2 separate regions of the Homo sapiens genome follow, and region 1 is linked to region 2. Evidence: chromatin contacts called from ENCODE Hi-C or POLR2A ChIA-PET data. All regions are on one chromosome and are shown on one strand. The core of a region is the stretch at or near the end of the contact, and the rest is flanking DNA. Distances in the headings are between cores, read along the strand shown.

What was found. A loop is a pair of places that touch in the nucleus more often than their neighbours do. ChIA-PET counts read pairs that join two places held with the same protein, here RNA polymerase II (POLR2A). Pooled maps may share reads with other maps.
Region 1: a loop to region 2 is called in a pooled map, with 4 times the contacts of the local background. The contact joins the promoter of NUDC here to the promoter of RPS6KA1 in region 2. A Hi-C loop is called at or near these places in 3 of 50 pooled maps. POLR2A ChIA-PET finds 5 or more read pairs at or near these places in 3 of 52 experiments (GM12878, HEK293 and HEK293T).

What each region holds. Positions count from the first base shown.
Region 1 is chr1:26,919,343-26,923,022 of GRCh38, reverse strand. It overlaps NUDC (nuclear distribution C, dynein complex regulator), which reads right to left and starts at 1,280. Exons shown (of 9, transcript NM_006600.4): 1 at 1,094-1,280. The coding sequence starts at 1,174. RefSeq lists enhancers at 472-1,013, 1,134-1,253 and a silencer at 1,384-1,533.
Region 2 is chr1:26,527,833-26,531,638 of GRCh38, reverse strand. It overlaps RPS6KA1 (ribosomal protein S6 kinase A1), which reads right to left and starts at 1,878. Exons shown (of 22, transcript NM_002953.4): 1 at 1,656-1,878. The coding sequence starts at 1,718. LOC124903884 (a long non-coding RNA gene) reads left to right here and starts at 241. Exons shown (of 2, transcript XR_007065558.1): 1 at 241-441; 2 at 1,078-2,519. RefSeq lists enhancers at 1-361, 362-1,272 and a silencer at 1,514-1,993.

The DNA.
Region 1 (3,680 bases), core at 31-2,530, 390 kb before region 2:
TAAATCTGATTAAATCTGATGCTAGAACATATCTCAATGGTTTCCGTTCTTGCTTCTAGACAGTTTTTCAATTTGCTCAAAAATGAACTCGCTCCCAAATCCAGTTTTGTGCGAACAGTTTAGAGGAATGGAGACAGGAAGGCTTTTCACACTTGCAAATGAGAAACACTCTCCCCACCACAAAGGGCTTAGAAGTCCTTGGTCACCAGACACCTAGGTTACATAGGAATAGAAAGTTCAATGGAAACCTACCTCCAGTAAGACACAATCAGCCATGGACTCTGGGAAGCACACTGACCTGTCTAGGTGAGAACCATGTTGCATGATCTAGGCAAATCCTTGCCACTTCTCTGGCTCTGAGAATGAGAGTTCTGATCCTGACAGACTTTTCTACCGTTAACTTTGTGTTTGTTCCAAAAAAACCAACTCCAGAATCTGTAACAGTTGGCCCTTATTGTCGAGTGTGGGACACACATCAATCACACGACAAATACTTGTTGAATGAAAAAGCCTTATTACTGAGAACTTACGGTTCTTAACTACTCTCTGGAAACCGGTATTCGCAGCTGTCTCACAGATAAGGAAACTCAGGCTTGGAGAGATGTAAAGGTTCCAAGTTGGTAGGTGGTGGAAACTAATCGTGAACACAGGCCTCCTATTCCCCCATTCAAGGCCTAACAAGACCACGTGCTAACATCAGCCCGCTCCCCTACCACACACATTCGACGGCTCGCCCCAAGCCTTGGTGGATCCAAATCACGATATTTGCGACGGTTCTTACTAAGGGATGCTCCTTGGAAGCCGCCATCAAAGTGGAAACGGGGGTGGGGGCATATGTGAAACTAAAGGGGGATCCTAAGCTCAGGGATGCGATAATTTGCTACTACTGAGGGGCGCCGGGGGCCCGGGACTGATGCGAACCGGGTGAGACCTGCTGGCGGGTGGCCAGGCCGGAAGCTGGGCGCAGTGAGAATGTAGGGGCATCCCAGAAGCCCGCGAGCCGCTGGGGTGGGTCTCAGCCCTCGAAGGCAGAGAAGGGCGGAAGGAGCGTGGCCAAGGCCGCCGGGTGGGCCGACGCCGCGCGGGCCGTTACCTCCTGCACGCCGCCCTCGTGCTGCTGAGCCATGGCCAGCAACATGCCGTCGAACCGCTCCTCCTCCTGCTCTCCGCCCATCGCGCCGGCTCCGATCCACGTCCCGGAGCTCTGCACTCTAGTCCCGCGCTCTCTACGCTCCTGCGGGTCGCGCCGGGCCCAACGACTCTAGTCGTCCGCCTTCCGCAGCGGAGCCGGAAACACGCACGCGCGCGGCTGCCCAGGCCCGCCTCCACCTCCTCTCTTCCCGCCTTCCTCCCGGTTTGCGGCCATTGACCGTGCGGCAAGCAACCCGCTTCGCCGACCATTGGTCGACATTCGGAGCCAATCAACAAGCGCGTCCACGAAGCGGTAGGCGGAGCCGTGGGCCCGAGAGTTTGGCATGAGTTGCTATGGTCACCCGATGCCGTGGAGACTTCTAGAAAGCCCTGGACTCAAATCTGGCAGGGTTGGAAGTTAAAAAGGGACAAGTTTTGCCCCTCTCCCTTGCTAGCGACCCCCCCAGCTTGTAGAGCAGTGAAGCTGAAAGTAGCCTTACTCATCTCTTCCAATCCTAGAAGGGACTTACCACAGGACAGCCTCCTCCTCATCGACCTCACTGCGTACTTGACTAGGGCCAGCTTCATGGGAGTACAAATTGCAGTCGCACAGCACCCAGGCTTAGAAAGGCTCCACGCTTGATTTCATGGCCTTCTGTTATAGTCTTGAAATTCTTAATAATTTTGGAATAAGGAGACCCACATTTTCATTTTGCACTGGGCCCAGGAAATTATGACAGGTGCTGAAATTGACCTTCACTTCTGTTAATGCGGGGACAGGACCCAGCCATCCAAGCTAATCCCTCCACTTGTGCAATGAATCTCATCATCTTAGTCTTTTCAGGAACTCTATCCCTGTTAATTATCCCTTTTTTTAGCTTATGCATCACAAATATCTTTCTTCTTCCCTTCAATTTACAAACACGCTTTAATATCTTTTTGTTTGTTTTTAGAGATGGGGTTCTTGCATTGTCACCCAAGCTGGAGTGCAGTGGCACCATCTTGGCTTACGGCAGCCTTGAACTCCTGGACTCAAGCCATCTTCCCCACTTCAGCCTCCAGAGTAGCTGGGACTACAGGCTCACATCACCACGCCCTGCTGTTTTTTTTTTTTTGTTTTTTGTTTTTTGTTTTTTGGTAGAGATGGAGTCTGTGTTGCCCAGGCTAAGTCTCAAACCCTGGTCTCAAGCACTCCTCCTGCCTCAGCCTCTCAAAGTGCTGGGATTACAGGTGTGAGCCACCATGCCCAGCCCTGTTTTTATATTATTATTCCATGGCCCCACTTTCTTCTGCTGCTACCTCTCCAATTTTCAGCTCTCATTTGCAGCAAACTTGTTTGCTTGTTTTTCTACTCCCTCACCTCCCATCTCTCTACAGTATATTCTAGTCTATCTATTCTTCTTTTTTTTTTTAGACCAAGTCTCACTCTGTTGCCCAGGCTGGAGTGCAGTGACACGATCTCAGCTCACTGCAACCTCTGCCTCCCAGGTTTAAGTGATTCTCAGCCTCCCAAGTAGCTGGGATTACAGGCACCACTACGCCTAACTAATTTTTTTTTGTATTTTTAGTAGAGGGGTTTTCACCATGTTGGCCAGGCTCGTTTCAAACTCCTGACCTCAAGTGATCCACCTGCCTCGGCCTCGCAACGCGCTAGGATTACAGGCATGAGCCACTGCGCCCGGCCTGTTCTAGTCTATTTTTTAAAGGCTCTGATATGGTTACAGTGCTACATATTGCCAAAGCCAATGAACCACTATTATCTTACTCAACTTCTCAGGTGCATTTGACACAGTTGACGCCTTCTTCTTTCCTTTTTTCCTTTAGGTTTCTCTTTTGGTTGGAATTGCGTGTTCCCCACTTCAGACTAGAGACTTCTCCCTTTAGATTAGAGATTCCTGGAGTTGATCTGTGTCTTCTCCCTCAGACTGAGGGCTCTTGAGGGCAGGGCCTTGCACTTGCACGGGCCCATCCTAGGCACTGGGAGCAACCCCAGCAATGTCTTCATAGCGTCAAATACATATTTTTTTTTCTTTTAACATGCAAAAGCAAAATTCTAAAATTGCAATTGGTTAAGACTACTATTTCTTCCCACTCTATCTCACTTTCCCTTGAATCAGGTGATATCAGAGATGCCATGAGGATTTGGTGATCCAGCTAAGGTGAAGTTGAGTTGGAAATACACTCAGTTTGGATTGATTTGGTGGGATATAGCTGGGTGGCTGGCAGTCACTTTTGTGTATAGTTAAGTCATTGTGAGCTGTCCTGGTGTGTGGAAAGGGCTTCCAGGAATATTCCTACCATTTGCTGTACCTCATGACCCTTGCTGTACAGGATCAGAAGTCTTATCCCAATATAAATGATTCCCAGGACAACTGGAAGTATGTGAGCAGTGAAAGAAACAAGTTTATGTGTGGAACAAGAAGCAGATCCAGGCCGACTGCGGAGGCTCATGCCTGTAATCCCAACACTTGCAAAACATAGCAACACAGCAAAACCCTGTCTCTACAAAACAATTTAAAAATTAGCGGAGTTAAATAACGAGTTGATGG
Region 2 (3,806 bases), core at 629-3,128:
CTTCCCCTCTCACAGACCTGAGATGTTACAGAACTCAAAACTGAGATGAGTTTCCCAGTTAAACCTGGCTCCCTGGTGAAGCTGGCCCCTGCCTCAGGATTCCCTAAAGAGAAGCAGGAAGTGGTGCCCCAGGATCGAGCTCCTGGGTGTCCACCCTCCCTATCAGCATAAAGTCACTCCCCAGCCTCTCCCAGCCCTACCTTCTCCTTTGGAGGCCTGGTCCCAGGGGCGTGCCTGGGCAAAGGAATCCACCTCTGAGCACCACCCCCAGGACCTTGCGCCCCGGTCCTAGTAGCGGGGTGGCAGTACAGGGGCTGCAGAGGGCAGTGTTCCTCACCTCAGAGGGTGAGTCAGCGAGAGAACCTCTGAGCAGCCTAGCAGTGCCTGTAAAATCCCCATGGCAGGAATCCCAGAGCAATTTACTCCAAATTGCTCCTTCAGGTTGGTTACCTAATCCTGCCGCGCCCACCCTCCAATAGCCAGTGTCGGCCATCCCTTTAAAGGGGCAGCACACCCTGGGGGCTGGGGACCCTGGGTGCTCACCCTGATCTAAGCCTGTGGTCCTGAGAGGCAGGACACTTGGTGGCTGCCCTAGGTAAGAGAGGGCAGAGGAGGGGACTGAGACAGGGGCTCCAGGCCCAAGCTGGGAGAAAGTCATCTCAGCTCCTGGGCTCAAATGAGGTCTCCATTCCCTCCCTGCATACCCCCAACAACCACCTGGGAAGGAGAATATCACCTGCTTCCTTCCCAGCAAGAGGTTAAGGAGGAAGTTTTCCACCAGCTCATTCAGGGGCTTGACCTTGACCCTGGGGTCAAAAGGCACAGGAAGAGGTGGCCTTCTGCACGCTTAGGGACTGGAGCCACAGAGCCCTCAAGGGAGGTCAGGAGCTGCTTCTGAGAGAGAAGGAGCTGGGTTGTCTGGGGAGTCTGGGCTGGCAGAAGCCAAACTCCCCAAGGGCCCAGCCCTTCCTACCGGAAGGGGCATAAGAAGGGAGGCAGGCACCAAGGTCCCCCCACGCCCTGCCAGGAATCATCTTCACAAGGTCTAAGGGCTCTTCCCCACTCTCGTCTCCACAGCCTGGGGTAGGGCACACAGGTGTCCTCTGGCCCTAGCCTCAGGGCAAAGAAAACCAGGAGTTCCAGCCCCAGACGGGTGGTGCCATCCCACACTCCGCATCCGCCAGGGGTCAAGAGGAGCAATCCTTCTAGGCTCAGCAGCGGTGAAGCCAGAAGCAGGGAGCTCTTGGCGGAGGGCCCTGGGAGAAGTGGGGGTCCCATAACCCCTGTCTCTGGTAGAATCCCAGACATCTGGCACTGAAGATCTCCCCGTCTGCATTAATGGAGGAAGCTCCGACAGCTCTGGACAGATGCCGGGACGGGTCCTAGGTGTGGGGTGAAGGCGACCAGATCTCAGCGCCCCATAGGATCCCCTCTCCTGGCTATGGCGGGGAGGTAGTCGGCGCTTGGCGGAACTGTCCCTCGCACACGCACACCCGGGCATAGGGGGGTGGAGCCGGACAGTGGGCAAGAGATCGGAGGGCACTCGCGCCCTCGCGGGCGCCCGCCGGACTGCAGCGGCGCTTCGGGCCGCCCCGCCCCTGTGAGGATCCGGGCTCGCCGGCCGCGGGCGCCCGTCCCCCGCCCCGCTCACTCACCTCCGGGTCCAGAGGCACTAGCTCCATGAGCGGCCAGGGCTCCTTGAGCTGGGCGAGCGGCATCTCGCCGCCGCCAGGTCACCCGCGCTCCTCCGGCGGCCCCGGCTGCGCCGCCTCCCGGGTCCTGGGGTCCCTGGCTCTGCGACCCGAACCGCCGCGCCCCCCCGAGCCCCTCGCGCTCCGGCTGGGCCGTCCGCCGCCGCCGCCGCGGCACTAGCACTTCGGCTCCCTCCGTCACCCGGCGCCGCCGCGCCCATTGGCTACCTGCGCGGGGGCGGAGCCGGAGAAGCCCCGCCCCAGCCCCCGCGGCGCGGCATTCCCAGCGCGGACCCCCGCCCCCGCCGCGCCCCGAGGGCCGGCCCCGCCCCTGCCGCGAGCCCCCGGCCCGCGCTCGGCTCCGCCGGAGAGGCCCTGCTGGCTCCTTCCCTTCCAGTGGTGTACCCCTGGACACACCACACCAGGGCCACCGTTCTCCCCCGCTCAGCTCTTTTGGAATCCCAGCCCAGATGTTCCTTCTCCTTCCAACGGGAGAGAAGCACCTTATCCCCGACCCCAGCACACACATTCACACTGGGTTCCTGGGCCTGATCTAGGCTGAGGCTTGGAAGGAGCCTGAGACCCACTCCCCTTAGGCCCTCAACTCACCAGGCCCTAGAGATCCCCTATCCTCTAATTTCTACCCCGCCCTGAAGCTAACACTGTGATCTCCGGGCGATCTCAGTGCCCCAGGCCAAGATGGGCATCAGCAGTTGTTACCACCATCAGGACCCATAGTGCCACCACAGAGTGATTGATTGATCGATTGATTTTACATAATGTATATAAATATTACATATATAAATAAATATGTATAAATAAATATTATATATATGCACATATATGTATGTATGTGTGTATATAGTGAGAGAGAGAGAGACACGAAGTTTCGCTTTGTTACCTAGGCTGGTCTCTGACTCCCCGGCTCAAGTGATCCTCCTGCCTCGGCCTCCCAAAGTGCTGGGATTACAGGCATGAGCCACCGCGCCCGGCCAAGAGTGATTTCTTAATATGCGTTTTTGCAATCTGTGCTCTGCCCTATCACTTGAAGGGGGTCCTTTCAGGTCAGGTCTCCCTGGAGTCACCTGCAGCCCCAGCTCTGGACTAGTTTGGGTTTGCGACTCTCTGAGGAGGGACCAGGCTCCCAGGATGAACCGAGGCTTGGTGGGACTTGGAGTGAAAGGCCAGGGAGACTGGTTGCCCCAGAGAGATTCAGCCTCCACCTAAAGAGCCTTAGGGGTCCGGGTGTGCTGAGATGTATTCACATGTGAGGAGTGAGCTTGCTGGAGGGACAAGCTTGCTGGTTTCGCAGGAAGACTGGTCAGTTATTTGCAAAGCTGTTCTAAGGCAGGGGAATGGGAAGGAATGTTTATCAAAAGCTTCCTGCGAGCCATGTGATTTCCTTGAATGATTACCACCACCTAGTTTACAAATCCTGAAACAAGCTCGGAAAGATGAAGTGACTTACCCAAGGTCACACAAGAGGTTGAGAACAGACTAGGGCTTAAAAAAATCAAAGTGTCACACCTGTAATCCCAGCACTGGGAGGCCGAGGCGGGCGGATCACGAGGTCAGGAGATTGAAACCATCCTGGCTAACATGATGAAACCCTGTCTCTACTAAAAATACAAAAAATTAGTAGGGCGTGGTGGCAGGCACCTGTAGTCCCAGCTACTCGGGAGGCTTAGGCAGGAGAATGGTGTGAACCCGGGAGGCGGAGCTTGCAGTAAGCGGAGATAGCCCCCACTGCACTCCAGCCTGGGCGACAGAGACTCCATCTCAAAAAAAAAAAAATCAAAGTGGATAAGGATTTCTCCAGAATCCACGTGCTCCCCCTTTTCCATGGCTTTCCCAGGGTAGGACCTCAGCTGTTGAACTGAATTTTGAGTGAAAGGACTTTGGAACCCAACAATTCTGGGTTTGAATTCCAGCTCTGCTACCTTCTTAACACAGGGAAACTCATTTTATGCCTCTAAACCTCAATTTCTCCATCTGTAAAATGGGAATTATAATCTCAATCTTTCAGGTATATAGGACAAGATTCATTTTAATTCAATAAATTTACAGCTATATATTTTTTATTTGTTTTTTAGAGACGGAGTCTCGCTCTGTTGC